Linked DNA regions of Homo sapiens: region 1 is linked to region 2. Evidence: read pairs that join two places in POLR2A ChIA-PET (ENCODE). Cell type or tissue: A673. All regions are shown on one strand. Each heading gives the region's core, and the rest is flanking DNA. Links, peaks and the distances in the headings are about the cores only.

Evidence for each region. Peaks named below come from ENCODE experiments on the same cell type or tissue, not always from the same donor. Only the 100,000 strongest peaks of a DNase experiment are listed, where the experiment ranks them.
Region 1: POLR2A ChIA-PET joins it to region 2 with 13 read pairs; 3 of 35 experiments call an interaction of 5 or more read pairs at or near these places.

The regions. Positions count from the first base shown.
Region 1 is chr18:12,312,226-12,328,735 of GRCh38, forward strand. It overlaps TUBB6 (tubulin beta 6 class V), which reads left to right. Exons shown (of 4, transcript NM_032525.3): 4 at 12,842-14,391. The coding sequence ends at 13,905. Among named protein-coding and RNA genes, the nearest start is that of TUBB6, 12 kb to the left of the region's middle. RefSeq lists enhancers at 6,319-6,819, 6,359-6,428, 15,341-16,190 and a silencer at 15,725-16,019. In A673, for the core only: no CTCF peak of the experiment used is centred there; no DNase peak of the experiment used is centred there; H3K4me3 peaks cover 644 bases; H3K27ac peaks cover 2,981 bases.
Region 2 is chr18:12,630,508-12,647,017 of GRCh38, forward strand. SPIRE1 (spire type actin nucleation factor 1) reads right to left here. Exons shown (of 17, transcript NM_001128626.2): 2 at 4,555-4,589. Among named protein-coding and RNA genes, the nearest start is that of SPIRE1, 19 kb to the right of the region's middle. In A673, for the core only: no CTCF peak of the experiment used is centred there; no DNase peak of the experiment used is centred there.

The sequences.
Region 1 (16,510 bases), core at 329-5,328, 320 kb before region 2:
AAAGCTGTATATCAAACTTACTTAAAAATATAGATGCAAAAATCCAAAATAAAATACTTAGAATATCAAATGTAGTTGTGTTTTTTAAAAAATATATTAATAGCACATTGTGACCAAGTAAGACTGAGAGGCAGACAGTGTAATGGTTAGGAGTCTGGCTGTGCTGCCAGACTCCCTGGGTTTAAATTTTGGCCCTTCCACTCACTATGTGGCCTTAGACTTATTTAACTTACTTGTGACTTAATTTCCTCATCACAAGTGGGACTGTCTACCTCTTAGTGAGATGTAAGGATTAAATAAACACTTAGAATGTCTAGTACAAAATAAGTGTTTGAGAAATACTAGCAACATCCCAGGAATGCAAGGATGGTTCAACATTAAGAAGTCTACTAATAGATTAAAGACAACATCTTAATAGATGACCCAAAAAAGTGGGTTTTTTTTCTGACTCCCAGCAGGAAACAATTTTTTAAAAAAGATTAAAGTTTTGGAAGCCAGGAGCAGTAGCTAACGCCTGTAATCCCAGCACTTTGGGAGGCCAAGGCGGGCGGATCACCTGAGGTCGGGAGTTTGAGACCAGCCTGACCAACATGGAGAAACCCCATCTCTACTAAAAATACAAAATTAGCCCAGTGTGGTGGCACATGCCTGTAATCCCAGCTACTCGGGAGGCTGAGGCAGGAGAATCACTTGAACCCAGCAGGCGGAGGTTGGGGTGAACCAAGATCGCACCATTGCACTCCAGCCTGGGCAACAAGAGTGAAATTCTATCTCAAAAAAAAAAAAAAAAAGATAAAGTTTTGGATGTGTTCCTGATTTGTAGAGGACAAAAAAACTTCTATGTAAGCTGGAAGTAGAAAGAAACTTCCTTTATTTACAGATTATCTACCAGAAACCCATAGCAACATTACACTCCCTGGTGAAACAGAAGCATTTCCAGCAGAATTAGGTATAAGAAACAGATGTCCATTGTCTCTACAATTATTCCATGTTCTGAAGGCTTTAGCCAGTGCACAAAAACCAGAGAAAGAAAAAATGCAAATCATGTAAAGGAAAAGACAAAAGTGTTATTTGTTGATGAAATGATTCTCTTGGAGTTTCCAGATAGGCTATCAGCTGAAAAATGACTAGCACTTACAAGACTTCAGTAAGGGAGCCAGACACAAGATAAAATATTCAGAAATTAATAGTTTTGCGATCAGGTTACCAATCTTTCTGATTTGCCTGGAACTGGGAGGTGTTCCCCAGGACACTAGACTTTGAGTGCTAAAACTGCCAGGGTCCCAGGCAAACTGGAACAGATGAATCACATTAAAAGCAATAATCACTGGGGAACACATCCTATTCACAACTGTAATAAAAGCTATAAATACCTGGGGACAAAATTTACTACTAACTAGAGGCAAGAGGGAATTAAAACAAAATATTCTCCCACCAGATTGGCCAGTATTTCAGAAGCTGCTAAGACCTAGTGTTGGTGAAGGTGTTTGGGAAAATAACAGCTGTTCAGAGAACTACTTAGTAGATTGAGCAAATCAATAATTTCCATCCAAGAGTTCCAGTTCAAGGAATCTGTTCTGCAGAAATGCTCACACATAGAGATTGCAGATTGGCCTCCAGAAGAGCTGAATCCATTTGCATGCCCACGGGGGGTGTCTGAGAGCTCCTCTTGCCCAGTGTCATCCTTGTCAATTCAGAGGGACTGCTCTCTGAGTACTGTAATAAAGACCTGACTTGGATAACATTAATATTCTGTATTGTGAGAAAGGAAAAAGGACGATCCTACTTTATACAGATCAGCATTGAGTAACTCACTTACTAAGTAGGTATAGACTCAGCAGCCACAGCTTCTTTCTGGACCACATTCCCAGGTCACAGAGTTAACATAGCCAGGAAGAAAGAGCACCGCACCGGGAGAGGGAAACTGAGCAGCTGACCCTAGCTCTGTGCCCGCTGGCAGCATCAGTTCCCTTCTCTGGGGGTCTTCATTTTACTATCTGAAATGAAGGACCCCCCCCAAGCATCTTGGGGTCACAGACCCCTGTAAGAATCTGCGAGAAGAAATGGCCCTATCTCCCCCACTTGTTGTAGAATTCTGCCCAGTCTTCTCCTTGAGGTTCAGTGGATTTTTGGTGAGAATCTGAGCGAGCGGACAGCTAAGATTTCTTGAGTCTGAATTATAGTTGGCTGAGTCTACCGTAGTCTCAGTAAGCTTTACCAGACACAATTCATGTATTTCCAACTAATACACCTTTTAGAAATCACACCTCTTCTTTGATAGGCAGTGTGTGCACATGGTGCGTAGCTGGAAAGGCCATACAGTGAAAACCCACCTCCCTCCCTGCCTGCCTCCCTCGCAGGAGTCCTTCCTGAGATTGGGAAACAGTTACAAGCATATCTGTGAATTTTTATAGATAAAAAAGATCTTAAAGTTTTACATATGTAAAATATATACCTTCTTCAAAGAAGGATATGAAACAACAGTAAAAGACAGGCATAAATGTAGCAGTTTACAACACAGAGTCAACTGTGAGCTCAGCTGTGGCTGAGAATTAATTTTAGCTCTGGGTTTCTGGCAACTAAATCCAAAAAAGGAAGCACAGCAGGTGACACAGCTGACATTGTCTCATAAAGGGGAATATATGCTTTTAATATATTTAAAAGGGAGCTCTCCCCACCATCCTGAGTGATTCGTATTTATTTTTAATTTGTACTTTGCTTTGCTTTTTAAACTTTGCTTTTTTTTTTTAGCAAAAACTAATATAACCACACTCTTAAAAGTTTAAAACTAGAGTTAAAAAAAAATTCTGTATGTTCATCATCTTAGTGTAATTATTGTCAGCACTGAGGTATTTTTTTCACCTTTGTTTCTTTTTGCTGACTCTCATTATTGTAATCATGGTATCATTTATATCTTTTTCCATTGAACATTATATTATAAACCATATTTCACATTTAGTTTCTAAAATCCATAATTTTTAATAGCTCCATAATGTGTAATTAATTCTTTATGCAACTTTATAATGGCCAATAATCAGGAAGCTGTTTCTTTTCAGCTTTTTGCTCTTAAAAGGAATATTGAACATCTTGATTCACTTAAATTTGTCTGTTTCTCACTTTGATTTCAGAATAGATTCTCAAAAAGCAAAATTACTGGGTCAAAGAGTGAAGAGATTTAAGCCCTTTTTACACACTTCCAATTGGATTAATGCCACCAGCAGTGTCTGAGAGCGTAGTTTTTGCTGCACTTTTGCCTGAAATTAAACTTTTCAAAGAAACGTAGCAACTGAATGCTTATTTTATGAGAGACTCAGGGCTTTAAGAACTACTTTATAGGAAATGTAAGAACAGCTCTGAATTTGGCCCTTCTATTCTACACTGACGTAAATTGTCAGCGTAAAACAGAGAAACCTGCACACATATCACGCCAGGACTCACGCATAGAGGAGCCGGAAGGCAGGACATTAAAATGCAACTCAGCGCACGCTGCACTGTTTCCCAGGGGAAGGGTGGTTAGCCGAAACTCATGCCACACCCATTACTGCTTTTTGAGATAAAATAGGAAAAAAGTATATAATTCTACATAGTTGAGTAAGTTCACACTCACACTTGTTACACAGGGCTTCATGTACCAGTGGCCGGTTTTATTTCTTAAATGGGTAGTAGGTGTGTAGAGATTCATATTATTTTTCATATGCTTTTGCATGCCTTAACTCTGTCAAAAAAAAGATATCAGTTGTCTCAAAGGTGTGGTCACGGAAAAGGCAGCTTTCATGGAGAAGGTTTTCAGCAGGTCATGGCTGTCTGGCCCCGGCCCAGTCTGCCCCAGGCCTGGCAGCAACTGAGGGACCCAACCCAGTCTGGATGGGTGCCCCGAGGAGGCCTCACCCACCAGCAGTCAACGCAGTGCAGCCAGGACCTGGCCAGGTCTCAAGAGAGAGTCGAAGCCATGAACTGATCTTTATGACATGAGTGCATCACAAACTATTGAAGTGGTGAGAAGCTAGTTTCTCACAGCTGCCACTTTAGCAATTGTGAGTTTTCTTTGGTTTATTTGAATTGAACATTGGGAGAGTGTAAGGTCTTTCTAGCTGTTGACAAATGGGATCACGAAGATTAAGACAAATTAAGACAGACCTATGGTGCCCATTTAGTTATCTAATTGTCCCTGTAAGCCTTCAAAAATGTTAGAAATGACCTTTGGCACATAAAAACTGTCCCCGAAATTGCTTCTTGCATCTTTGCTTCATCTGACTTGCAACCCTATTTTTGATTCAGAATGTTTTAAGTTTTCAACAGGTTGTACTAACATGATATGTCTTTAATAGGAATTTTAGCAAGTTGACACCATTTTGAGTTAAGAATTGTGACTTGTTTAAATGAATATGCTTATTTGTTAAAATAACATATTATGGAGAATGGAGAAGTATCCAGAATGTATAAACATTCTATATTGTTTAGCTAAATAGTTTTTAAGTCGTTCTCCAGTAAAAGAGGCAGAATTGTCTGTGAACTGGAGATGATCCATCCTCACTGGCTTTATACCATATTGTTCCAGTTAGAGTTGGTAAATTACAATAAACCAGTGTCATTCCATTTCCAAATAGAGTTTGAAATGATTTAGGAAACACTCACTTACATTAGTAGTGTATACTTTTAAAAGTGAAAGTTACCTGTAATTCCAGCACTTTGGGAGGCGCAGACAGGCAGATCATCTGAGGTCAGGAGTTCGAGACCAGCCTGGCCAACATGGTGAAACCCTGTCTCTCCTGAAAATACAAAAATTAGCCAGGCGTGATGAGTGCCTGTAATCCCAGCTACTCGGGAGGCTGAGGCAGGAGAATCACTGGAACCTGAGAGGCGGAGGTTGCAGTGAGCCGAGATTGAGCCATTGCACTGCAGCCTGGGTGATGGAGTGAGACCCTGTCAAAAAAAAAAAAAAAAAGAAAACTTCCCAGTTGGGCAGTGGCTAATGCCTGTAATCCCAACACTTTGGGAGGCTGAGGCAAGTAGATCACTTGAGCCCAGGAGTTGAAGGTCAGCCTGGGCAACATAGTAAGACCCTCTGTACAAAAAGTTTTTTTAAATTAGCTAGGCGTGGTGGTGTGCACCTGGGGTCCCAGCTATTCAGGAGGCTGAGGTGGGAGGATCACTTGAGCTAGGGAGGTTGAGGCTGAGGCTGCAGTGAGCGGTGTTTGCGCCACTGCACTCCAGCCTGGGCGACAGAGCAAGACCCTGTCTCAAAAAAAAGAAAAGAAAAACTTCTGTAATGAATTGCTGGTTGCATAGCAGTCATACCTACTCTATTGTTGGAAAGTTTTGTGGGAAAAGAATGAAGCACCAGAAAGGTAAACGTTCTTCCAGCCTCTTTCTGTATTTCTAACTTTTTCTTCCAGATTCAGGGCTAGAAGAGGGGGCAGGAGTGCACAGACCCTTGACACTTATTCCATCACCCATTGTGAGCTTGAAACCAGAGGGGGGACTCAGAGAAAACCCTGGGGACCTGTTGCAGCCCCACTGCCAAAAAGCTTAGAGTTGGCAGCCTCCTGCTAACTGTCTGGAGTCACTGACTAACATCACACCGTATCAGTACAGAAGATGTTCAGTTCACAACTCCCAAATATTTAACTGGAACATCTGTTGCTATGAGACAGTGGCAAAATATTTTTCAGAAGTCACCAGCTTCCTCCTTTCATCAAGAGCACAGAAAACTTCATGGCTATTCATGCTATAAATATTGAGGAAGCTGGGTAAATGGTGTGAGCTGCAGAGGGAGTCAAGTTCAGCATCTCCGTCCACTTACAGCTAGCTCAGGTCTGATTGATTGGGGTTCTATGTTTGCCAAAAGCCACCTACTATTTTCAGTTGTTGGTTTCTGCTATTTTAATGAAATAGGTCCCAGGCTATTTTGACAGCTGCCCTGGGTCTTTCCTTTGTAAAATGTGACAGTTCTAGCACCGAGTGTGGACCAGCCCCGAGCTTGTTCCTCCCAATACCTATGTTGTAGTTTTGCCAGGTGCTGCCTGCTAGGTTGGGTGGGGAAGGGGTGGAGAGAAGTTGGTGGGGGCTTAGGAAGGACGGTGACCATTTTCTCGCCTACTAAGAGAAGGCAGTCAGCTAGGATTCACTGTGCAACACAGCTGGGCAGGAAGAAGAGAATCCCCTGTTTGTAAGAGAACAGTCACATACTAGATGCTGTCTACGGCTTGTGAAAAACACAAGGAAACGGCCACCTGAGAGTACTAAAGTGGCCAGGCCCACGGGGTGTGCTGCAAGCACACAGCAGGCATCTGCCTAGCCCGGCCCCTCTGCAGAGCCATAGGGCCTGCCATGCCAGTGACACTGGGCTTTGGACTGCCAAATGGGGCAAAGACAATAGGAGAGAAAGGCTGAGCTGATTTCTCAGTGGGACTGAGACGGAGATCTAGGGAGGCTGATGCTGCAGACAAGTGCAAGGGCCCTCTGTGGTCAGTTTCAGCTGGCCAGTTCTGCTCTCTGGAAACTTCAGTGTTCAATATTTAAATGTGTGGTTTTGTTTGTTTGTTTGTTTGAGATGGGGTCTCGCCTTGTCACCCAGGCTGGAGTGCAGTGGTGTGATCATAGCTCACTGTAGCCTCAAACTCCTGGGCTCAAGCAGTCCTCCCACTTCACCCTCCTGTGCTAGGATTGCAGGTGTGAGCTCCCATAGCTGGTCTTATACAAAAAAAAGTGTTTAATGTTTTCATGTCAAAGTTAAAACAAAGTGCTTGTACATGGTTTTTTCAAACAGTACACATAGATTGTGTATACAGTGCAGAAAGGGAAAGCTGTCATCCCTTCTACTGGTGGCCCCTGAGGTTTTATTCCCTAGGGGGATAACCGAGTGTGTAGACAGTTGTGCTGTGTCCTGCTGACATTTTTCCTTTTTCCTTTTTTTTTTTTTTCTTTTTTTTTTTGAGACGGAGTTTCGCTCTTGTTGCCCAGGCTGGAGTGCAATGGCGCAATCTCGGCTCACTGCAACCTCCACCTCCTGGGTTCAAGCAATTCTCCTGCCTCAGCCTCTGGAGTAGCTGGGATTACAGGCACCTGCCACCACACCCAGCTAATTTTTTGTATTTTTAGTAGAGATGGGGTTTCCCCATATTGGCCAGGCTGGTCTCGAACTCCTGACCTCAGGTGATCCTCCTGTCTCGGCCTCCCAAAAGTACTGGGATTACAGGTGTGAGCCACCGCGCCCGGCCCTGCTGACATTTTTCTGTGTCCATGTGCACCTAGGTGAGCACACAGAGCTGATTTTGTCTGGGGAAAATGGGATCCTGCTATACACACCATTTTGCAGCCTTTTGAAAAATTCATTAATGTATCTCAGACATCCTCCGTGACAGTCACAGTGCCTACCATTGTATATGTCATCATTTAGTAATTTCCCACTTACTGATGACATTTTAAAATTTTTCATTAAAGAAGAGCTGGGCTCAGGCGTTCACACCTGCCATCCCAGCACTTTGGGAGGCCAAGACAGGATGATCACTTGAGTTCAAAAGTTTAAGACCAACATGGACAACATAAGGGGACCCTCTCTACAAAATTTTTCTTTTTTTTGACGGAGTCTCACTCTGTCGCCCAGGGTGGAGTGCAGTGGTGCGATCTTAGCTCATTGCAAGCTCCACCTCCCGGGTTCACGCCATTCTCCTGCCTCAGCCTCCGGAGTAGCTGGGACTACAGGCGCCCGCCACCATGCCATGCTAATTTTTTTTATATTTTTGGTAGAGACGGGGTTTCACCATGTTAGCGAGGATGGTCTCAATCTCCTGACCTCGTGATCCACCCGCCTCGGCCTCCCAAAGTGCTAAGATTACAAGCGTGAGCCACCGTGCCCAGCCAAAAAAATGTTTTTTTAATTGTCCCAGCTACTCAGGAGGCTGAGGCAGGAGGATCCCTTGAGCCCAGGAGTTGGAGGCTGCAGTGGCTATGATTGCACCACTGCACTCCAGCCTGGGTAGCAGTGGAAGACCCCATTTCTAAAATAATAATAATAAAAAATTCCTTTTTTATACTTTAATATTCACTTATCATAAAATAAATGTTTTAGTTAAAATGTCATAAAGCTAGAAATGAACTCTCTTAGGACCCCATCCTTCAAAGACAACCTGTGCTTTCTTAATTGCATTGTAAATGTTTTAATAAAGTAATTTTTTTTTTCATTTTGCTAGCTAGCTAGGTAAAACATTTTCATGGTTTAGGACTTAAAAGGAACAAAAGGGTATATAGTGAAAAGTTGATCTCCTTCCTACCCCGAACTAGTGTTAAGATTCTTGAATGTCCTTTCAGGTATGTTCAGGCAGACGCATATATTTACACACATACAATGGAGCCAGCTGTATACACTGTTTAGTACCCTAGTGTTCCTCCCTGGCTCCCCAGCAACGTATTTTGAAGATCTTTCCATTTCACAAGTATGGCTGCCTCATTCCTGTTGATGGCTGATAGTATCCTCTGCAGAGATACCGCCGTGGATTTAACCAGTCTTCAGTTGATAGGTATTTGGGTTGTTCCCCTTTTTATTATTATAAATTGTTCCTCAGTAAACATTTGTATATATGTCATTTTGCACATGTATGGGTCTATCTAGAAAAACTTACAGAAGTGTAATTGCTGTGTCTAGGGGGATAATTTTGATAGCTGTAGCTCAGCTGTTCTACAGCCCACTGCCCTTGCTATCTCCAGTAGCTCCCGTGGGAAGTGGCCTTCCCCAAACCCTCAGCAGTGCAACTCAGGTGTTTGGATCTCTGTCAGTTTCACAGCAGAAAAATAGAATCTCCTTGTTTTAATTTGCGTTTCCCTTATGAGAAGGGTTTAGCATTATTTCCAGTACCTAAGCTATTGGAATTTCCTTTCCTGTGAGCTGTATGTTTATAGCCTTTGCCTGTTTTCCTAATGGCTGTTGTTTTTCTTACTGATTTAAGGACTTCTTTAGATATTGAAGGAGGGTATCCTTTATATGTGATATGAGTTATTAACAGTCCAGTACATACATTTTAACATTAAGTTCAGTACACTTAATGAAGAATCACAGAATTTGTTTTTTCTTGCACTGAACACCTACAGTGTGTAGCACTGATAAATGCTTCATCCCCCCCAAGAGTAGAGCCACTGTGTAAGGCTGCACTTGTTATGTACTGCAGAAGCCAGGGGTGCCATCAGTAGACCTCATTGTGAGCAGGCCCGTGTCCCAAATTGCATGGGAGCCCCTTGTCCACTAATTAAAGATTGACAAGTGAAAGGCAGCTTGCTTACCCGATGTAGCACTTGGCAGCTCTCAGAGGCAGCCTTGGTGGTTTCACTGCTTCATAGTTCAGTGCCCCCAGGGTGAGTGCAGCATCAGGGATGGACCTGCCCACGTGAAACCAGAGAGGCTGGTCTTTGGCAGTGGCTGTGAATTGTTGCCACCAGCCGTGTGTAGACAAAAGTCAAGTTGGAGTAAGTGGGGAGAGGTCTGTATAATGCAATGCAAGTTTTTATGACTTGAATTAGTTAAATCTGCAGCCCAAAATTTCATGAAAATAAATATTTAAAACATTTTATTAAAAATTAAATTGACAAAGTCATATTAGAAATTAGTATTTCAATTTTCCCAACTCTAAGTATACTGGAATAAATTGCCTTAAAGTGAAAGAGTGAGAGTGTATTTAGTAAGTCTTGGTTAAGCCTTTTTGGTTTACATTCAGAAACAAGAAAAGAATGACTGATGTAAAATGTCATGACCTGCAAGTTAGGTCGTTTCCAATTCTGCTTTCTTCAACATTGAGTTGTTGGCCAGGTGCGGTGGCTCATGCCTGTAATCCCAGCACTTTGGGAGGCCGAGGTGGGCGGATCACTTGAGGTCAGGAGTTCAAGACCAGCCTGGCCAACGTGGTGAAACCCTCTCTCTACTAAAAAATACAAAAATTAGCCGGGTGTGGTGGCAGCACCTGTAATCCCAGCTTCTCGGGGGGCTGAAGCAGAATTGCTTGAACCCAGGAGGTGGAGGTTGCAGTGAGACAATACCGTGCCACTGCACTTTAGCCTGGGCAACAGAGTGAGACTCCATCTCAAAATAAATAAATAAATAAATAAACAAAATTGAGTTAAGTGACAGATGATTGAAAATACTTTTTTTTTTTTTTTTGAGACAGGGTCTTGCTCTGTCACCCAGGCTGGAGTGCTGTAGCACAATCTTGGCTCACTGCAACCTCCATCTTCTACGCTTAAGTGATCCTCCCACCTCAGCCTCCCGAGTAGCTGGGACTACAGGCATGCACTACCAGACCCAGCTAATTTTTGTATTTTTAGTAGAGATGGGGTTTTGCCATGTTGCCCAGGCTTGAAAATACTTTTTGATAATAGCTCACTATTTGATTTTTGGGATGTAACTCTGAAGACAATCAAAGAACTGAATGACATTGTAGAACATAATTCATTCCCATTTACATATATCTGTGGACAAGATTTCTCATATATGTAAAAATTAAGAGGAATAGAATTGATCCCAAGCCTTGGCCCTTTCTGGCAGTATTTAATATTCACCCTTGGATAAATGAATTAATAGGAAAAAAATAGATATAGATAGGTAGATAGATAACATTTAATACTTTGTAATCACAGGAAATTAAAAAGAATCAACTTCAACTGATTGGAATTATTTCTGATTTTTAATATATTCTATCAATACATTTAACAGAAGAAGAGTTTTTTAAAGTGATTATATTGTTTCCAGAAATTAAAATTATATCATATGCAACTATTTGACTTATGAAAAATAATAGATGTTAACTTTAAAATAAATGAGAGGTATCTAGTATCTAGTTTTTTCAAATGTTCATTAGCCAAGTGTAGTGGCATGTGCCTGTAGTCCCTGCTACTCAAGAGGTTGAAGTGGGAGAATCACTTAAGCCCAGGAGTTCAAAGCTGCAGTCAGCTAGGGTGGTGCCAGTGTACGCCACCCTGGGTGACAGAGCGAGACCTTGTCTCTAAATAAATAAATACAGATGTTCACAGCAATGTATGAAAGCCATTGCATTATATGAAACTCGTAGTGCCCAGAAAACCAAAAACAAAAATTAGTTCCTCCCACTCCTACGTGCATCTGTTCATATGGACATACAAACCTGTGTAATTTTTACAGCTGGGAAAAAAATGCTTCTGCTAGTGAAATAATCCATTTTAAAATGAGATAAAATGAAAAATAGGATTTTAAATTTAAGAGCCAATCTTTCAGATTCAATTTTTTTTAGGTAAAGTAAGATATACATAAGCCTGTCTGGCAAAAATGCACCATTATGGGGCTGGCCCGGTGGCTCACACCTGTAATCCCAGCACTTTGGGAGGCCGAAGTGGGTGGATCACGAAGTCAGGAGATTGAGACCATCCTGGCTAACATGGTGAAACCCCATCTCTACTAAAAAATACAAAAAATTAGCCAGGCGTGGTGGTGGGTGCCTGTAGTCACAGCTACTTGGGAGGCTGAGGCAGGAGAATGGTGTGAACCCGGGAGGCGGAGCTTGCAGTGAGCCGAGATCGCACCACTGCACCTCCAGCCTGGGTGGCAGAGCAAGACTCCGTCTCAAAAAAAAAAAGCACCATTATGCAGAAAACAGACTAGGTCTCTTTCTTGTTACTTGAACTCTGCATAAAATACAGAAGTCTTTCAGACATATTAAGCTCCTTTTCTCAACTGGCCTGGAAACAATTTGAGGGCAGGAATTACTTCCTGTGCTTAGTATTTAATTATAGGGGCAGAATAAATAATTGGTTCTGCAAACATTTTGCAACAGTAATTCTGGATGATGAATGAGGGGCTCCATTAACATGAAAAAGTGTCAAGTTTTAAAAATAAAATACTTGGGCCGGGCGCCGTGGCTCACGCCTGTAATCCCAGCACTTTGGGAGGCCGAGGCGGGCGGATCACAAGGTCAGGAGTTCGAGACTATCCTGGCTAACACGGTGAAACCCCGTCTCTACTAAAAATACAAAAATATTAGCCAGGAGTGGTGGCAGGCGCCTGTAGTCCCGGCTACACGGGAGGCTGAGGCAGGAGAATGGCGTGAACCCAGGAGGCGGAGCTTGCAATGAGCCGAGATTGCGCCACTGCACTCCAGCCTGGGCGACAGAGTGAGACTGCGTCTCCAAAAAAAAGAAAGAAAGAAAAGAAAATACTTATACATAGTACAGTATAAGATTCAGAAAGCCCAAAGGAGAGAACTTTTTTTTTTTTTTTGAGCTGTAGTCCCATTCTGACGCCCAAGCTGGAGTGCAGTGGCACCATCTCAGCACACTAGAACCTCCACCTCCCAGGTCCCAGGTTCAAGCAATTCTCCTGCCTCAGCCTCCCAAGTAGCTGGGACTACAGGCTCCCCACCACCACGCCCGGCTGATTTTTGTATTTTCAGTAGAGATGGGGTTTCCTCATGTTGCCCAGGCTGGTCTCTAACTCCTGACTTCAAGTGATCCACCCGCCTCGGCCTCCCAAAGTGCTGGGATTACAGGCATGAGCCACGGCGCCCGGCCAGTAACTTATTTTTTTAATGTATACCTTTTGTTCCCTTTGAATTCTACCATGTGCAAGAATTACCTCTTTAACATGGAACAACCAGGTCAAAATGTATATACATCTTTAAAATTGACCAGTAGCTACTTTGACTTGCCTAAAAACGTACCAGTGCATCTGCTCAGCTGCACCGTTGGTGGGTGCCTGTTTCCCCGGCCCCTCCCTTTGGCTAACAGCACATCATGGAATCACTTCACACCCTCCTTGTCGGTGACCAAGCATGGTGATGGCGCAGCCCTTTCCTGTTTAAACGGCACGGGACTCTCTTTGTTGCAGGCCAGACGGGTGCAGGGAACAACTGGGCGAAAGGGCACTACACGGAGGGCGCGGAGCTGGTGGACGCAGTGCTGGACGTGGTGCGGAAGGAGTGCGAGCACTGCGACTGCCTGCAGGGCTTCCAGCTCACGCACTCGCTGGGCGGCGGCACGGGCTCAGGCATGGGCACGCTGCTCATCAGCAAGATCCGTGAGGAGTTCCCGGACCGCATCATGAACACCTTCAGCGTCATGCCCTCGCCCAAGGTGTCGGACACGGTGGTGGAGCCCTACAATGCCACACTGTCGGTGCACCAGCTGGTGGAGAATACAGACGAGACCTACTGCATCGACAACGAGGCGCTCTATGACATCTGCTTCCGCACTCTGAAGCTGACAACGCCCACCTACGGGGACCTCAACCACCTGGTGTCCGCCACCATGAGTGGGGTCACCACCTCGCTGCGCTTCCCGGGCCAGCTCAATGCTGACCTGCGCAAGCTGGCGGTGAACATGGTGCCCTTCCCGCGCCTGCACTTCTTCATGCCTGGCTTCGCGCCGCTCACCAGCCGCGGCAGCCAGCAGTACCGGGCCCTGACCGTGCCCGAGCTCACCCAGCAGATGTTCGACGCCAGGAACATGATGGCCGCCTGCGATCCGCGCCATGGCCGCTACCTGACCGTGGCCACCGTGTTCCGCGGGCCCATGTCCATGAAGGAGGTGGACGAGCAGATGCTGGCCATCCAGAGTAAGAACAGCAGCTACTTCGTGGAGTGGATTCCCAACAACGTGAAGGTGGCCGTGTGCGACATCCCGCCCCGCGGCCTGAAGATGGCCTCCACCTTCATCGGCAACAGCACGGCCATCCAGGAGCTGTTCAAGCGCATCTCCGAGCAGTTCTCAGCCATGTTCCGGCGCAAGGCCTTCCTGCACTGGTTCACGGGTGAGGGCATGGATGAAATGGAGTTCACCGAGGCGGAGAGCAACATGAACGACCTGGTATCCGAGTACCAGCAGTACCAGGATGCCACCGCCAATGACGGGGAGGAAGCTTTTGAGGATGAGGAAGAGGAGATCGATGGATAGTCGGAATAGAGCCGCCCCAACTCAGATCCTACAACACGCAAGTTCCTTCTTGAACCCTGGTGCCTCCTACCCTATGGCCCTGAATGGTGCACTGGTTTAATTGTGTTGGTGTCGGCCCCTCACAAATGCAGCCAAGTCATGTAATTAGTCATCTGGAACAAAGACTAAAAACAGCAGAGAATTGCGGGTTCTACCCAGTCAGAAGATCACACCATGGAGACTTTCTACTAGAGGACTTGAAAGAGAACTGAGGGGCCACAAAATAAACTTCACCTTCCATTAAGTGTTCAAGCATGTCTGCAAATTAGGAGGGAGTTAGAAACAGTCTTTTTCATCCTTTGTGATGAAGCCTGAAATTGTGCCGTGTTGCCTTATATGAATATGCAGTATGGGACTTTGAAATAATGATTCATAATAAAATACTAAACGTGTGTCTTCATCTCTCTAGCCATGTGCATAAATGACGTAAGTTACTTTGTATGGTTACAATGGCTACTTGGGTCACTGGTCTCTCCCTGGGGTGAACTCCTCCCCACTTCAGTTCACGAAAACAACAGAGGAAAGGGCTCTTCTTTAAATGGAGGCTTTAAGGGGGGCAGCCAAAACTGTTGCTAGCTGGAAGGCAATGCAGTACAGACAAAAGCCCCTCCTCCATCCGCAGCCACCTTTTAGACTCCCACAGGATCTTGCATTTTCCCAAGTCAGGTCCTGGGCTAGGGTTCCCCAACCTTGTAGGGGAACAAACAGCCCCAAAAGGCCTCCGGACAAAGCCAGGGGTGCTGGGTGGGAGCTGGGGTGCCAACAGCCAGCCCTGCATGGAAGGGATGGGCCCTTTTCTGCTGTGACCCATCACACCTGATGGCTTCTACCACCGGCCACACCTTTGGAGTTTCCAAAGATAAACTCCACGGGGCACGCACAGTAGCCCTGCTAGTGCCTGGTACAGACCTCACTGTTGACAATATTTTTGCTTTACTTCTTCCTGCCCTCTTGAAGCTGTGAACGTGGGACTTGCTCTAGCCATAAGAATGGGCATAGTGTGTCACCCCCGAGTGGAAGCGTCATGTGCCAGTGCCAGCCCTCCTGCTCTGCCTCCCACGTGGGCAGCCCCCCCGATCCCTCCTGTCCACCCGTCCAGGTTCCTGAGTGACCATCCTGGGCAGAGCCCACTCTGACCTGTGTTGGACAGGGAATAAGAGACAGACAAAGCTTTGTCATTCGGGACCACTTAGGGTTAGGGTTCCCCACAGTACAACCACAACACCACCCTTGGTCTGTGATCCCAGGCCTTACATTGACTAGCTGTATTTATTTTGTGTTAAGCCCCAGCCTTGGGCAGATGGAAAGTTCATCACTAAACACAGCAGCATGGCTTGAGGTGATCACAGATCTTTTTGCAGAAATCTGAACTATTCTGAGACCACAGTAAAAATAAATCTTACCAGCTCACCACCCACATCTGTCCTGAAAACATGTTCTGTGTGACCGTGGAAAGATCTATGCATGAGCAGGCCCCACAAGATGGTGGCACAGGGAGCCACGGTTGCTCCTAGCACAGAGGGCCACTTGCACAGGTTGAGCAGCCATCCAGGGCCCAGAGCTTAAGGTTGCTCACCTCACCAGAAACATGGGTGTTGTCGGTGCTATCTGGCTTTGTCACTCTTACTGTATCAAGCCTGACAGACAGTGGGCCCCACTCTCGTCCCCCGGGAGGTCTCACAGCCAAGGCCTGTGAGAGGGCAGCCCACGCTGGCTCCATGCCTTGCAGTGGTTGGATAAGGAGTAGAGAGCGTCTCCTAATCGTCTACTGCCTGTATGGTAAAAAGCACACCCAGCACCCTCACAACTGTGTGAGCCTCAGCCTGGAAACAATGCTTCATTGGGCACCTCCCAAAAACACCCTATGAGGAAAGGAAGTGGCCAGTGTGGCAATGCCTGCAGGTGCAAAGGTCCAGCAGGGGGCGCCTGTTCTCCTGGCATGCTGAGCTGTGGAGTCCAAACAGCTGCTTCCACGGCCTGCCGGGGACAGGTGGGTATCTCAGGCTGCTGGGAAGTAGCCATGGGTGGAGCATGCATGGCCTGGGGCCATGGCAGGGATGCCACTAGATTGTGTTAATTCTAAAGCCACTGTTCCGACAACATCAACACCACACAAGGCAAGCTGGAATAATGCTAAAACAGACTGCTAAAAATGTAAATAGTTAAAAATGCCAGTGTCTCCTCCATGTCCAAATAACAGCAATTGATAGAAGACATAGCAAATCTTCCTCATGCCATCTTTTTTAAGGAATTTTGATATAGGTTTGCAACACTACAGACTCACTTTTCTGGAAGCACATAACCAATAACTCCCTTTCAATAGACAATAGGAGCAGCTTACCAGTCAGACCACTCCTGAGATGTCCCCAGAGAGCCAGGGCCCAGGGGACTCCAGCTTAGTTCCACTGTTCCTTCTCTAAAATCCAGGTGACGGCTCAGGTCAGCCTGCCAGGCCCGCTACAGTTATACGTTAACTTCTATACCCAGAAGGTGTGGCCAACATCTGGCCATGACTGGCCTCTTGAGGACCTGCACTGGGGTGGTTATCACAGATTCAGGCCATGAC
Region 2 (16,510 bases), core at 4,393-9,392:
AATTAGCTGGGCGTGGTGGCACATGCCTGTAATCTCAGCTACTCAGGAGGCTGAGGCAGGAGAATCGCTTGAACCTGGGAGGCAGAGGTTGCAGTGAGCTGAGATCATGCCACTGCACTCCAGCCTGGGCAAGAGCAAGACTCTGTCTCAAAAAATAATAATAATTTTTGCAGCTATCCACCCTCAATGGAGAATCTGAGGCAGAGAAGCGAGAAGGAAAGGGAGGCCCCATGAGCTGAGCCTGGGCACAAGGGCCACCTAACAAGGCCTCTCTGAATTCAGAAAGGCTGAACAGGCTGCCCCAGAATGGCAGCCAGCCTCTTCCTTCAGGCAGCTTATACTAGCAAGAGTTGGGTGAGGGGTTTACAGAGGGAATGGCAGAAATAGAAAAACAATTTGTTTTGCTCAACAGAAAAATAATTTAAGAGCCAAGAGAGGCTCTAGTAGTCAGTCCCCTTTGTGACCCCGTATAACCTCAGTCTCAGAAATGAGCCTGCCTTCTTGCTGACAAAAAGAGCCTTAAACCCATATGGCAAGGATGCCTGGGCTTCCTGCTGCCTACCCCACAACTCTAGTTTCCTCCTACCTCCCTATTCTGTTTCTTAGGAAGAAGTACCTCTGCCATCTGTGCTCTCATACCACAGCTCTCAAACCTTTAAATTTTGGTTTTAGACTCTCTTTACACACTAAAAAATTAGAGCCCAAAGAGCTTTTTTTTAATGTGGGCTATAATCTATCAATATTTACTGTATTAGAAATTAAAACCAAGGAATGTTTAAAATATGTATTAATTCATTTAAGCCCATTAAATGTTAATAACATTTTATGGAGGAAAAAAAAACTACATTAAAAAAATGAGAACAGTGGAATTGTTTTACATTTTACAAAACCTTTTAATGTCAGGCTCAATGAAAGCCACAGAGGCTGGGCAAGGTGCCTCACATTTATAATCCCAACACTTTGGGAGGCCGAGGCATGAGGACTGCTTGAGCTCAGGAGTTGGAGACCAGCCTGGGCAACATAGCAAAACCCCATCTCTACAAAAAAAAAAAAAAAAAAAAAAAAAAACATAAAAATAAAAAAACAGGCCAGGCACAGTGGCTTACGCCTGTAATCCCAACACTTTGGGAGGGTGAGGCGGGAGGATCACGAGGTCAGGAGTTCACAACCAGCCTGGCAAAACCCTGTCTCTACTAAAAATACAAAAATTAGCCGGGCATCATGGCGCACGCCTGTAGTCCCAGCTACTTGGGAGGCTGAGGTAGTAGAATCGCTTGAACCCAGGAGGCAGAGGTTGTAGTGAGCCAAGATCGCACCTCTGCACTCCAGTCTGGGTGACAGAGTGAGACTCTGTCTCAAAAAATACACATAAAATAAAAAATAAAAAACTGTCCAGGTGTGGTGACATGCACCTGTAGTCCCAGCTACTCAGAGGGCTGAGGTGGGAGGATGACTTGAACCTAGGAAGTTGAGGCTACAGTGAGCCGTTATCATGGCACTGCACTCCAGCCTGGGTGACAGAGCAAGACTCTGTCTCCAAAAAAAAAAAAGGCTGGATCTCATCTGCTTCTGCAGTCATTCTGACAGTCTTCCTCATGCCTCCAAAAACTCCATGGTACGCTCTTAAGAGAATGAAAGTATAAAGGCAAATGATATCCTAGTAGTACTATGAAAATAGTTTTGACCTTGCAGATCCCCTGAGAGGGTCTCAGAGACCACAGAGCCCTGGACCAGTCTTGGTTCTGAGCAGCACTACTCCAGACAACCATCGTCTCCCATGTGTTCCTGGGTCTGCTTCATTAGATAACCACTCTTGAACCTGGCTCACGCACTCCAGGCTCCCTCACACCACCACCACCAAATGGCCCATCGTCTCTAACCTAAAACGCAACAGAAAACTTCCTCCTTATGCTGTTTTTTAATTCCTTCTGTCATTTCACCAAACTTCTAAGAAAAAGTAGTTCCCTCTGGCTCTACCGCCTCACCACTCCTGCTTTTTGCTATCTTAATTACCAAAGTAATACACAGATACTTTTTTTTAAATCAAACAATATGGATAAATGACCATCCACAATCCCAATCTCCTCCCCACTGATAACCACTGTTAGCCCTAGAAAATACCTATTTTTCTGAATTAAATCAATATCAGATTGAAATTTTTGTTTCCTTGTGTTTTGCCCCCTCCAAATTTTTACTTTTTTTTTAATTCTGAAAAACTTCTATTTAGTTAGATTCCAATTCTTTTGGTGACCTATGTTATGGATCAAATTATAAGGGCTGTCAATTAGGAGATAAAATGAACTAATGCTTCTTTACAAAGTGAGTACTAAACTAATGTTAAGATCATGTGGATTTTATGACAATATAATAAAACGATAATTAGATAACTGTGCCTTGTATGTAAAATCTTCATATTTCATTACCTAAATGCAGATGAATGCTGACTATATTTGTATCATCTTAATTCACAATAGTGCATTTAAGGTTTATGAAACATTTTAATATATAGTATCTCTTTAAAAATTTCATAAGCTATGAGGTTAATACAAATTACCATTAACATTTTATAGATAAGAAAGACAAAGTTCTGGAAGAAAAATTACTTACTCAAAATTGCATAGCTAGAAAAATACACACCCAGAAACCACAAAACTTACCTCTTCTGACTCAAATCAAATCCCACCCCTTTGTGTCATGTTGAATAGTATATCAAAAATTCTAACAATATAAAAATATTAAGTTCTTGCCTTTTTAGATCTAACTTGGAAAAAATTGTCCCTCCTTTCAAAGTTGAATAGAAAATGCAAAAATGGGCCGGGCACAGTGGCTCACGCCTGTAATGGTGGATCACCTGAGACCGGGAGTTTGAGACCAGCCTGGCCAACATGGTAAAACCCCGTCTTCACTAAAAATACAAAAACTAGCCAGCATGGTGGCATGTGCCTGTAGTCCCAGCGACTCGGGAAGCTGAGGCAGGAGAATCACTTGAACCTGGGAGGTGGAGGTTGCAGTGAGCCAAGATTGTGCCACTGCACTCCAGCCTGGGAGACACAGCAAGGCTCTGTCTCAAAAGAAAAAAAAAAAAGAAAGAAAATACAAAAATTAATGCCAAAAGGGATAAATTATTTTTGTTTCTCTATTATACAATATAATCCCTTGGGAAGCCTACATTTCATTTAAAACAACAGTTAAAACTTACTAAAACCTACAACAATATGTAGATGCATTATAAAATTTGAAATACAACTTCTTAAATCCTTTATTTGGGCATTGCCACTAACAAAACACCCAACACCCCCAATCTAAGGATGATGAAACTGCTACTGAAAAGAACACCACACATATATGCTGACCTGGTATTTCAGTATTATGCTTGAAATCCCTGCAATGAACACATAGAAACCCCTTAAATTTCACAATCAGAAATTTGAAATTAAATTATTAAAAAATAATAAACCAGGCCAGGCACAGTGGCTCATGCCTGTAATCCCAGCACTTTGGGAGGCCGAGGCGGGCGGATCACGAGGTCAGGAGATCGAGACCATCCTGGCTAACACGGTGAAACCCTGTCTCTACTAAAAATACAAAAAATTAGCTGGGCGCGGTGGCGGGCGCCTGTAGTCCCAGCTACCTGGGAGGCTGGGGCAGGAGAATGGCGTGAACCCGGGAGGCGGAGCTTGCAGTGAGCTGAGATCGTGCCACTGCCCTCCAGCCTGGGCGACAGAGCGAGACTCCGTCTAAAAATAAAAATAAAAAAAAAAAAAAATAATAATAATAATAAACCTACTTGTATAAATAACAAAGCACCAAATTTATTATTAATCTTACTAAAACATTGTTTCTAAGTCCCTATTTTTTCTTAAATTAAGGCAGCTCCAATGGAGTCTAACACATTTAAATGCTGTATTTATTATATGACATACTGCACTGAATTATGAAAAAAAAACTGAAATTACTAAGAGCTCTGGATCTTAGCTAACTCAATTCTGCAAATAATAATACGGTTAAATTTTAAAATGATAATTAAGCTATTCTTTATAACACAACCTGACGTTACAAAAATATGGACAAGGCAAGTAATTTTTCTTCACATTTTACTCTTCCTAAACCTAGAAAACACACCTGCTCTCAAAACATCTTATCAGGGCCAGGTGCGGTGACTCATGCCTATAATCCCAGCACTTTGAAAGGCCAAGGCGGGTGGATCACCTGAGGTAAGGAGTTCAAGACCAGCCTGGCCAACATGGTGAAACCCCGTCTCTACTAAAAATACAAAAATTAGCTGAGCGTGGTGGTGGGTGCCTATAATCCCAGCCAGTCAGAAGGCTGAGGCGGGAGAATCGCTTGAACTCAAGAGGCAGAGGTTGCAGTGAGCCAAGATCGTGCCATTGTACTCCAGCCTGGGCGACAAGAGCAAAAGTCCATCTCAAAAAAAAAAAAAAAGAAATCTTATCAGAAGACCAAGAACCTATAGTGAGATAGTTCAGTACTCAAGTTAGTCTAAACAGGACTGCAAAGCTGCTTTACTAAGAAATATTTGAGTATTTCACTTACCTCTGTTTCCATACATTGTGAATATCCCAATTTACCTGTAATAAAAATGAAAAGGATTACTTTAAAAAGATTTCAGCTTTTTTAAATCATTGATAAAAATATTTGAGCTTCTCTGGCTATGGCTTTATTATGTCTATGAGAATATCTATGCAAATGAAAGATGCTAGAATGACCAAATATCCCTGAAGGTCCTACTTAGAGATTTAAGTTTAAATAGGCCCATTAAAAAATAACAAAGAAAAAAGGTGAGAAAAAAATGCTTAACTGTAATAAGATCTAAAACATATGTACATATTTAATACAGATATATAAATCAATCAAACAAAAACATTTGAAAGTCTTGCTTTCTTTTAAGAAACACCTTAAAATACTTTAAAGGTATTTTATTTTAAGTATACCTTAGGAAATCTTAAAAGACTGCAAATATATTTCCAGTTTAAAGATACAGTGATCATTTCAATGAAAGGAATAATGTTTAAATTCATACTTTCTTTAATATATGCTGACTGTTTTTCTTTAATATATGATTAGGCAAAACCATATAATTAATTGAGTAATTTTTCCAACAGAGGCTCACTTAAAGAATAATTAGAACTGAACAATATTTGGCTGCACCAACATTAGTATTTTTCTCCATCACTGATACATAATACCAAAGAACATGAACAATTAATACATTTCTGTCAATGTCGCTGACAAAAACATACTTCTTAAACAAAAACAGCTATTTTAAAGAATCACTTATTAAATAGTTTTAACAAAAAGAACGAATAACACAATTATACAATTAATTATACTGCGTACTAGAAAATTGGGTTTTTTTGGTTTTTTTTGTTTTTTTTTTTGAGAAGCAGTCTCACTCTGTCACCCAAGCTGGAGTGCAGTGGTGTGATTTTGGCTCACTGCAACCACCCACTCCCGGGTCCAAGTAATTCTCCCACCTTGGCCTCCTGAGTGAGTAGCTGGGACTACAGGCACCCACCACCATGCCCAGCTAATTTTTGTATTTTTAGTAGAGATGGGGTTTTGCCATGTTGGCCAGGCTGGTCTCGAACTCCTGACCTCAAGTGATCTGCCTGCCTCGGCCTCCCAAAGTGCTGGGATTACAGGCGTGAGCCACCATGCCCAGTCAGTACTAGAAAATTTAATTTCCCCAGACTACACTTAGATTTCACTGACCTAAATTCAAATATGCATTTAGCTCTATACCTTTCCCTTCACCCAATACTATCCTCCCACTTCTTCCTCTCCCCAGGATTTACCCTCACACCTAGCCCACAGTGGTTATTCTAACAGCCTTGTTATTTTTTTAGTACTTAACTAGAATTTCTATGCCTCAGACTGTATTATGACATCACAAAAGAAAAATCACAAATAATAGCTTTTGTATGCTCCCAATTCTTAAAATAAAAAATAAAATTGAAACCACAATTTCTTATTTGAAATGAGTTGGTTGAAAAAAAAACAAAAATGAAAAAATAAAAGAAGACAACCACAACTCCTCATCTCTTAATGATCCTAATGAGAAACACTGGCTGAAACTGAGACCAGAAAATAAGGGGCCTTAGGTTCTATGAATTAAATTAAAAATTATATATGAGCAATAAAGACTACATGAACATATATATAAAATGAGCTTACTAGCTAAGGGTTTATATAATAGGGTTTGATAAGTATAAGACTGTTATTTTACTTATATATTTATTTATTGTTACATAAAACTCTACATTCAACAGTGATTTATAACATACATTTTATTTATTTATACATATGATTGTTTGTTCAGACCATTAATGCTTTTGGTAGTTAAGAATACTTAACTCCCATAAAATTGGTAATTAATTTTACTCGGCAAAGTACTACTGGACAGAAACAGCTCAAGGAAGGGTACAGACTGCCTTTCGGCAAACAGTTACTGAGAGCCTACTCTGCATGGGGGGAAGAGAGAGAGGGAGGAAGAGAGGAGCACTCAGGCAAACTGTAACAGAGAGTAGCCTCTTTAAGAGTATATGAGTTGGCCAAGTGCAGTGGCTCACGCCTGTAATCCCAGCACTTTGGGAGACCGAGGCAGACAGATCATGAGGTCAGGAGATTGAGACTATCCTGGCTAACATGGTGAAACCTCATCTCTATTAAAAATACAAAACATTAGCCGGGTGTGGTGGCAAGTGCCTGTAGTCCCAGCTACTCGGGAGGCTGAGGCAGGAGAATGGCGTGAACCCGGGAGGCAGAGCTTGCAGTGAGCCGAGATTGCGCCGGTGCACTCCAGCCTGGGTGACAGAGTGAGACTCTGTCTCAAAAAAAAAAAAAAAAAAGAGTATGTGAGTTTACATCTTCAGTAGGATATATTCTGAAGATAAAGAGAATTACAAAGAAATCTATAAGTTTTTGTAGTACGTTTCTTGTTGGTAGTATAAAATTCTGAAACTATTTTAATGTATTGCAGCAATGAGCACATGAGTAAATACACTGATATTGCTGGGAGTCATGACTTACACTATGGGAGAAGGAATACACAAACCTAACGTGAGAAGAAAAGGAGCCCTGTGGTGGCAAACTGTAACTAGAGATATTACACAACTTCAAAACATTTCCTAGCTCTGCTCATCAAAAGTGGGAGAAGCCCATGGGGCACGCCAAGCCCATTCCCCTTCAACAGAATCAGGATTCCTTGGGAAATTGGCTGATTTCAGGGCTGGGACAGGGAAATTACAAGGTAAGTCAGGAACATCTTTTTGTACCAGAAAACAATGAAGTGCTTAAAAACAATGATAGAGGAGTGCCAAAAGGGCATAAGAGTCTATAAAATAAGATTTTTTTCAATGACCTGCATTATAAAACTGAAAATGCTGTAAAAGTACTAAAAATTTTTGTGAGAATTCAACAGCTCTTGGTCATTCAATTTGAATTGGTGAGTAACTCACGGTAATATGAAAAGGCTGTAAGTACAAAGTATTTGACCAACTACACAGGTCTGCCATCCAAATTCCTGCTCAAAAGCTAATCTAGGAATCCAAAAATCCCAATCACATGACATCAGAGCTTAAAGGGATCTTGGAAATGATCTTGCTCAATCCATTCATTTTATACATGAGTAATTTGGCTGGGTGTGGTGTCTTGCGCCTGTAATCCCAGCACTTTGGGAGGCTGAGGTGGGAGGATTGTTTGAGCTCAGGAGTTTGAAACCAGCCTAGGTAACATAGCGAGACCCAGTTTCTATCAAAAATAAAAAATTAGCCACGCATGTTGGCACAAGCCTGTAGTCCCAGCTACTCAGGAAGCTGAGGAAGGAGGATCACTTGAGCCCAGGAGGTCCAGTCTGCAGTGAGCTGTGATAGTGCCACAGCACTCCAGAACAGGTGACAGAACAAGGCCTTGCCTCAGAAACCATTAATTAATTAATTAAAAACAGATGAGTAATCTGAGAGCTCAAGGAGTCAAATGAGTTGCACATAATGACACAGAGTTGGTGACAGAGTGAAGAGCACACTCTAAGGCTCCTGATTCCTCCTCATGTATGTTGGTGTGGTTTTCTTATTCTAATCCTCTTGATATGGTTTGGTTCTATGCCCCCACCCAAATCTCCTGTTCAATTATAATTCTCAATGTTAGAGGTGGGGCCTGGTGGGAAGTGATTAGATCATGAGGATGGTTTCTAATGGTGTAGCACCATCCATCCCCCTAGTGCTGTCCTGTGATAGCGAGTTATCATGAGATCTGGTTGTTTCAGTCTGTAGCACCTCCTCCTTCCCTCTTTCTTCCTCCTGCTCCAGCCATCCAGGACGTGCTGGCTTCCCCTTCACCTTTTGCGATGACTGTAAGTTTTCTGAGGCCTCCCCAGCCATGCTTCCTGTACAGCCTGCAGAACAGTGATCCAATTAAACCTCTTTTCTTTATAAATTACCCAGTCTCAGGTAGTTCTTTATAGCAATGCAAGAATGGACTAATATATCTCCATTCCCACTTTCAGTGGCTGTTGGGATTGAGGGGAACTGCAGGGGTACTGTCCAGGCTAACTACCATTTCTACTGTTTCTGAGGAATGGGGAAATGCATTCCTCAAAAAAAATTTTTTTTTTGAGACGGAGTCTCGCTCTGTCGCCCAGGCTGGAGTGCAGTGGCATGATCTTGGCTCACTGCAAGTTCTGCCTCCTGGGTTCAGGCATTGCACTCCACCCTGGGCGAGACAGCGCCACTCCATCTCAAAAAAAAAAATTCTGGGTGAAGTCACAGGATTTGTAAGTTTTAGAGGGATTCATTCCTTAGGTCTGGTGCAGTAAAACAGAAGTGGCCAACCTTTGAAGAAAGACTCAGAACTTGTCAAGTGTAAATCCCTTGATGCTATACTGGTAGTTTCCAATTGAAGAAGCTGTTGTTGAATTGAGGAATGCGGCCAGGCGCAGTGGCTCATACCTGCCATCCGAGCACTTTGGGAGGCCAAGGCAGGTGGATCACGAGGTCAGGAGTTCAAGGCCAGCCTAGCCAAGATGGTGTAACCCCATCTCTACTAAAAATACAAAAATTAGCTGTGCATGGTGGCAGATGCCTATAATCCCAGCTACACGGGAGACTGAGGCAGAGAATTGCTTGAACCCAGGAGGCGGAGGTTGCAGTGAGCAGAGATCACGCCACTGCACTTCCAGCCTGGGCGCAAGAATGAGACTCCATCTCAAAATAAATAAATAAATAAATAAAAATAAAAAAAAGAAAGGCTGAGGTGGGAGAATGGCTTAAGCCCAGGAGGCAGGCAATGAGCTGAGATGGTACCACTGCACTCCAGCCTGGGCAACAGAGCCAGACATTGTCTTTAAAAAAAAAAAAAAAATTTATTAGACGAGTCCCCTTATGTCCCAGGAAACAGAAAAGCCTATGCCTTCCTATAAACTGACACAGAATGGCTTTACGAAACAAACTAGTCCTGATATAAAATGTCTGTCATAAAGAATTCATAACTAAGGCAACACTGTCATCTTCAGCAGACATTATAAATCTTAAATATTGATAATCAGATCATTTCACCATGGGTCTGCTCAGAGAATGCAAATAATACTTTCAAATTAAGGTAGCTACTTATCTTTAAAGTAGAAACCTCAGCATATGGCTGACTTATCATGCAGTCACATTATCAATATGATTCAAACTAGCTGAATAAGCAAAAGGCAAACTATACCTACCAAAAAAACAGAATTTCTGGAACTTTTAAGATAAATGGTTCTCAGAATTATTCTCCAGCTTTTTACTATGTGACCAAATTCTAGACAATGTTTCAGTCCCTCTAACCATGTGAAATTATGTTCTTTTTCATGCTAAAACTGAGATACCAATGAATACACCCTGCTCTCCTGCCAGCATACCTCTGCCACCTTCATTTGTTCAGTAAATATTTATTCACCACCTACTAAGTACTACTCATAAGCACTGATGACACACTGTCGTAGTAAACAAGCTAGACACAGTTCTTGCCTCATAAGGCTTACATTTTATTGAACACAGCCCCAAAAAAGTAATCAAACAAAACAGAACTCGTGATAAATGGATCCAAAAGGGAGAGAAAGTAACAGAAATGACCCCATCTGGGGTGGTCAGGTAAGATTCCTCCAAAAGATGATATTTAAACAGAGACCTTGAAGCTGGGTAGAACCAACTGCAGGGCGGGAAGAAGAATCTGTTCCGGAAGCAGGAGGTGGCGTGTGACAGGCCTGGGAAGTGTTTGGTGGATGAGTAACATAAACTGTGTTTAGACAGGCAGGGGGCAGATCACACAGGCTTGTAAGGATAGTATGATGAGTTCAGATTTGACTTTAAGGAAAATGGGAAGCTATTGAAGGATACCAGGCAAGAGGGTCAGCTGCGTCCAGGTAGTTTCCAGGTCAGTCTTGCTATAATGTGAAGAACGTAGTGGAGACAGCCAGATGGAAAGCTCAAGGCCAGCGAGGAGGCTACTATCATTGTACTGCAGCACTACACGCGGGCGGCCAGGCAGGGAGATGGCAGTAATGAGGGTGAAAAGGAGAGGGTTCATGAAATAATTTGGAAGTAGAACAGGATTTGTTAATGGATTGACAAACAACATCCTGAACATGCTCCATGTTTTCAAGAATAATATTCTCAAACATTTGACCAAAACTGATCAACAACAACCATTAGTTTAAGAACTATAATACTTTTATAAGAAAGGAGTTTATTAAATATGCTTCTGGGACAATTTTTGTATTATTACTAGGAAAAAAAACCCATAGTTTTGTAGTTAACAGGCTGAAATTTAGCAATAAAAAAATTTCTACAGCCTAATCATACCCGAATTTCTTTTTTTCTTTTTTTTTTTTTGAGATGGAGTCTCGCTCTGTCGCCAGTCTAGAGTGCAGTGGCACGATCTTGGCTTACTACAACCTCCGTCTCCAGGGTTCAAGCGATTCTCCTGCCTCAGCCTCCCAAGTAGCTGGGACTACAGGCACACACTACCATGCCCAGCTAATGTTTGTATTTTTAGTAGAGACGGGGTTTCACCATGTTGGCCAGGATGGTCTTGATCTCTTGACCTCATGATCCGCCCACCTCAGCCTCCCAAAGTGCTGGGATTACAGGCGTGAGCCACCACACCCAGCCTCATACATGAATTTCTAAAGTGCAGTGGCCACTGAGGACTTGGAATCAATGAACAGAACTTCAAAAGTTAGGACAGTGAAACTACGTATTTATTAGCTTAAACCAATTTCCCCCAACAAAATCATCTTTGCCAAGTTGCATTTTAAGGGAAAAAAGAATGTTATGCTTTTTTTTTTTTTTTTTTGAGATGGAGTCTTGCTCTGTCGCCCAGGCTGGAGTGCAGTGCATGATCTTGGCTCACTACAGCCTCCGCCTCCCAGGTTCAAGCAATTCTCCTGCCTCAGCCTCCTGAGTAGCTGGGACTACAGGCACGCACCACCACGCCCAGCTAATTTTTGTATTTTCAGTAGAAATGGGATTTCACCATGTTAGCCAGGATGGTCTCAATCTCCTGACCTTGTGATCCGCCCGCCTCAGCGTGAATGTTATGGATTTGATACAAAAAACAGTCAGGGACATGACCTCTAATTTTAAATATCTCTCATGGAAAAAGCATTCATCTGTTCATTCACCAACAATACGTTTGTGTGACAGGCACTCTCCAGAACTTGCATCTTCTTCCTTGAGATTATCTGACCCCCACCCACAGACTCTGCCCCAAGCCAGGCTCTAGGACTTTCAGCCTTCAATCACCTTTGCCATAAATGTGACTTCTATCCTAATTCAGAAATGGAAGCTCCCACTTTATTTTTGACATAGACTACACTTTGCTTCCTAGATTTGTAACTAAATCCCTTACCTTTCAAAAAAAATGACAGCCTTGGATTGTTATTACCAGTCACCTTCCCAGGGACTAGAGTCTCCCCTTGGACCTAGTATCAGTGATTAAAACCCGCCACAAAATTTGGATATTATCTTTTATCTATTTTATGTAATCTGGCAACACTGGAAGCTTGCAGAGCAAATAAGTTTCATCTCTAGTGCCAATTCTGAGTAACAGTGGCTGTCTAGAATGTCATCTTCAGAAGTATTCTGATGGCAAGTACAGGATAGGAGGTGCCCAGGACTATTTAGAAATGGTCTCACTCATAAGTGGGAGTTGAACAATGAGAACACATGGACACAGGGAGGGAAACAACACACACCAGGGCCTGTCAGGGATGGCAGGGGAAAGGGGAGGAAGAGCATTAGGACAAATATGTAATGCCTGTGGGGCTTAAAACCTAGATCACGGGTTGACAGGTGCAGCAAACCAGCATGGCACATGTATACCTATGTAACAAACCTGCACATTCTGCACATGTATCCTGGAACTTAAAGTAAAATTTTAAAAAAGAAGAAGAAATGCTGCCATAGGAATAGAAGACATAATATTTGTATTTAAAGAATAGTACTGTATTCATAAGTATAATAAAAATGTGTAACTTACAAAACTCATTACAAAAAGATATTTCTTGACTATGTATAGTATATGTAGTAAAGGATAAATAGCTAAAAATGTTTATAGTATAAACATTTTTAAATGTTTATACATAAATAGCTAAAAATGTTTATAGCCTGGAGCCACATTTCTGACACTCCTGTGTTAGAAGACAAGGACAATGAAAGTCAAAGTACTCTTTGTAAACTGGGTTGATTTGGATTAAACTTTTCCCTAGTAACAGCAATTCAAACATTGCTTAAACTTCACAAGCTCAAAAATACATAGACATATCACTAGATTTTAGGAATGAGAACTTGGAGGGGAACCTCCCCAAGCCAAATCATAAACAGAGTTCTAGCAGGTGACAATCCCAAATGTTCTACTATTCCCTATCAATTGAAGAGTTCTGGTTTTCATGCATTTCATACACACATCTGTGTCCATTCTCTTTAGAATCTCCTGCCCCTCTGTGGCATCTGAGTATGAGACAACCTAGCCAACAAGAGCCCTGCAGAGAAGCATCCCAGGAACTTCTATCTTCCAAGCCCTAATTCCCTTTAGTTATATCACAACTCTACCAGCCATATCCACTTACCCAAATGTGTTACTTTCCCTCTGTCAAGATTTGGGAGATCTGATTTAAAAACTATAAAAACAACATAGGCTTGACATAGACTACACTTTGCCATTTTTAGCTATTTAACCTTTACTATAAACATTTTTAGCTATTTAACCTTTACTACATATACTATATATAGTCAAGAAATATTTTTGTAATGAGTTTTGTAAGTTACACATTTTTATTATACTTATGAATACAGTACTATTCTTTAAATATAAATATAATGAAAAGATCATTAATTAAAGAAGAAAGTCAAGCTGAGCACTGTGACTCACATCTATAATCCCAGCACTTTGGAAGGCTGGGGGTGGGGGCGCGAATCATTTGAGGTCAGGAGTTTGAGACCAGCCTGGCCAACATGGTGAAACCCTGTCTCAACCAAAAAAAAAAAAAAAAAATTAGCTGGGCATGATGGCACATGCCTGTAGTCTCAGCTACTTGGGAGGCTGAGGAGGGAGAATCGCTTGAACACAGGAGGCGGAGGTTGCAGTGAGTTGAGATCGAGCCACTGCACTCCAGCCTAGGTGACAGAGGGAAACTCCATCTCAAAAAAAAAAAAAAAAAAGGTCAGGGTTAGGGGGCAACTATCATTAATTTAAGGAACTTAACAATTTCCCATCAAAAACATTTAAGTTTATACACATCAGGCAATACAACAGTTCAAATATTTCATCTAAACTATGGCTTATCTTATAGGTCTCAGATGAAATGTGTTCCAAGAGTTTATAGGGAAAGTTATAGTTACATTGTTTTATTATTTACATAAATAAGCCCTCCTATACTCCCCAAAGGATTGAAAGAAGCTAAATTAAATGATCAATAAATGAGTATCAAACAAGTCAGAAAGTGGCAAAAGAAGGAAAAAAACAAATTCAAGATAATATAAAATATATGGAAATCCATAAAAAATATAAACGGTGGTCAAGCACTAATTACCTTTCCCTGATAATCTGCAAGTAACCCTCCATAGTCCATTCTAAAAACCTGGTGGAGCACCTAAGGCAACAAAGGTCTAATCACATGGACACCCACATTTCAAATTTTTTCAACCTCAAGAATCATTTTATAGACTTCCAAACATATATTTAATATTGTTTTAGAACTTCTTTATCAATCTTGACTCAAATAATTTGGAAGTATTCATCTTTTTACAAAGGATAGCAATGGCTCAGTAAAAATGTATTTGTGCAGTACATACAAGGTAACAAAATGCCCCCACATATATTTCTTCATTTGAGTCTCATAACAATTTCACAAGAAGGGCTGGACAAATATTACTTCCATTTTACAAATAAAGAAAGAGAGCGGCCGGGCACCATGGCTCACACATGTACATGTAACCCCAGTACTTTGGGAGGCCAAGGCAGGTAGATGTCTTGAGCCCAGGAGTTCAAGACCAGCCTGGGGAACCTGGCAAAACCTGGTCTCCACACACACATACAAAAGAATAAAAGAAAAAAAAAAATAAGACAGTATCAGCATCAGAAATAGTTAAATGGCTTGCCTGAGGTCATAACTATTCAATAGTAAGCATCAGAGCCAAAAGAATTGAAACTGCATCTTCTGTAGCCAGCTCTTAGTTCTCTCCATGTTATGGTGTGACATTCAACAGCTGATTTGCAACTATCTGGAAGGCAGCAAAGGAGCTTGGTGGGAATCAACATGACTCCACAGGAAAAAATATTTTCCAGGCCAATTTAATTTCCAACAAGTATAAACCATCATCTATCTTCCCACCCTAACCTGCCCCTCCTGCCTACCCTGTCACCCAAGCACCCAGGCAAGAAGTCAGAGCCTTTGAACAATCCTTCCTCTTTCTCACCCACACATAAAAAGTGGAAGAGCTATACCATGTCCTATTTCCTAAATCACTCTCAATCTGATTCTTTCTCTCCATTCCTACTGCCCTAATTCAGACCTCCATCATCTCCTGTTTGAACAGCCATAACACTCCTAACTGGTTTAGCAACTTAAAGGCTACAAAGATCTAAAGATATATAAAATGCCTACTGGTGTCTATGCCCTCCATTTTACCCAATTCAATACATCTACAAAGCCCCTACATTTATCTTTCTAAAAAGAGTAATCTGCTTACATCATTTTCCTGCTTAAAACCCTTCCATAGCTCTCCACTGCCTGTACAGACTATAAATACACACTCGACCATGTGGCTGGCACAAAGTCCTTCATCATCTGATCCCAGCCAACGTGCCTTTCCAGCCCTTCTGACTCCGACTCCCACACACATCCTCCGCTCCAGGCACAGGGAACACCCACTACAAAGAAGACAAACAGGTTTAACCTCACGTGCCAACTCCAAATAATTAGTAGTGGCCACCTGAAGCATCCTGTTGAGAACTCTTGGGGCTGCTTACGAATTCGGCAGCAAAAAATGCGGTAACTGATTAGCAGTTATATGCTTTTGGCATGGGGAAGTGGGTGGCAGCACAACGCCACACTTGCCATCCATGTACTGCTGCTCTCTGAGTACCATATAACGTCCTCCACATCTCCAAGCCTTTCCACTTGCTGCTGCTGCTGCTGCCTCACATAGTCTTCCTTTTAGGCTACAGCCCCATCCTGGAGACCTCCAGAAACCAGATCTCCTCTGTAACACTCGCCTACTGTCACCAGGCAGGGTCAGCCACTCTCTTCTCTGGGCTCTCATAGTTTTCTAAACATCTTTATTATTTTAAAATTATTGCACTGTACTGTGTTAGTTTCTCCATCTATGAGCTTCTTGAAGGTATGAGTGCAGTTTATCCCTCTTTGTATCGTCAACATCTGGCACAGTGCACTTAGAAGGCACTCAAATATTGGTGAAATGAATACATGAAATCAGGTAATGGGAATATCGCTAACATGGTATTTTCACTAAAAATCCAGGAAGACATGACCAAACCCTGGGACCAGGCAACCTATAGGGATTGTTAGTGACATTCTAGCACTACCCTCCAATTATCTCTATTTATATTTTTATCTCTCCGAAATACAAGATATTAAAGGAGTATATTAGGTAGGAACTTAACTTCTAATTAAATTAAGGGATGGGAGAGAAAATGGGAAATATGACAGAAAAAGACCACAGACTTAATTTAAAAAAATGTATTAGGCCCGGCGCAGTGGTTCACACCTGTAATCCCAGCACTTTGGGAGACGGAGGCGTGTGGATCACTTGAAATCTGGAGTTTGAGACCAGCCTGATCAACATAGTGAAACTCTGTCTCTGCTAAAAATACAAAATTAGCCAGGCGTGGTGGTGCATGCCTGTAATCTCAGCTACCATGGAGGCTGAGGCAGGAGAATCACTTGAACCCAGAAGGTGGAGGCTGCAGTTAGCCAAGATCGCAGGATTGCCCTCCAGCC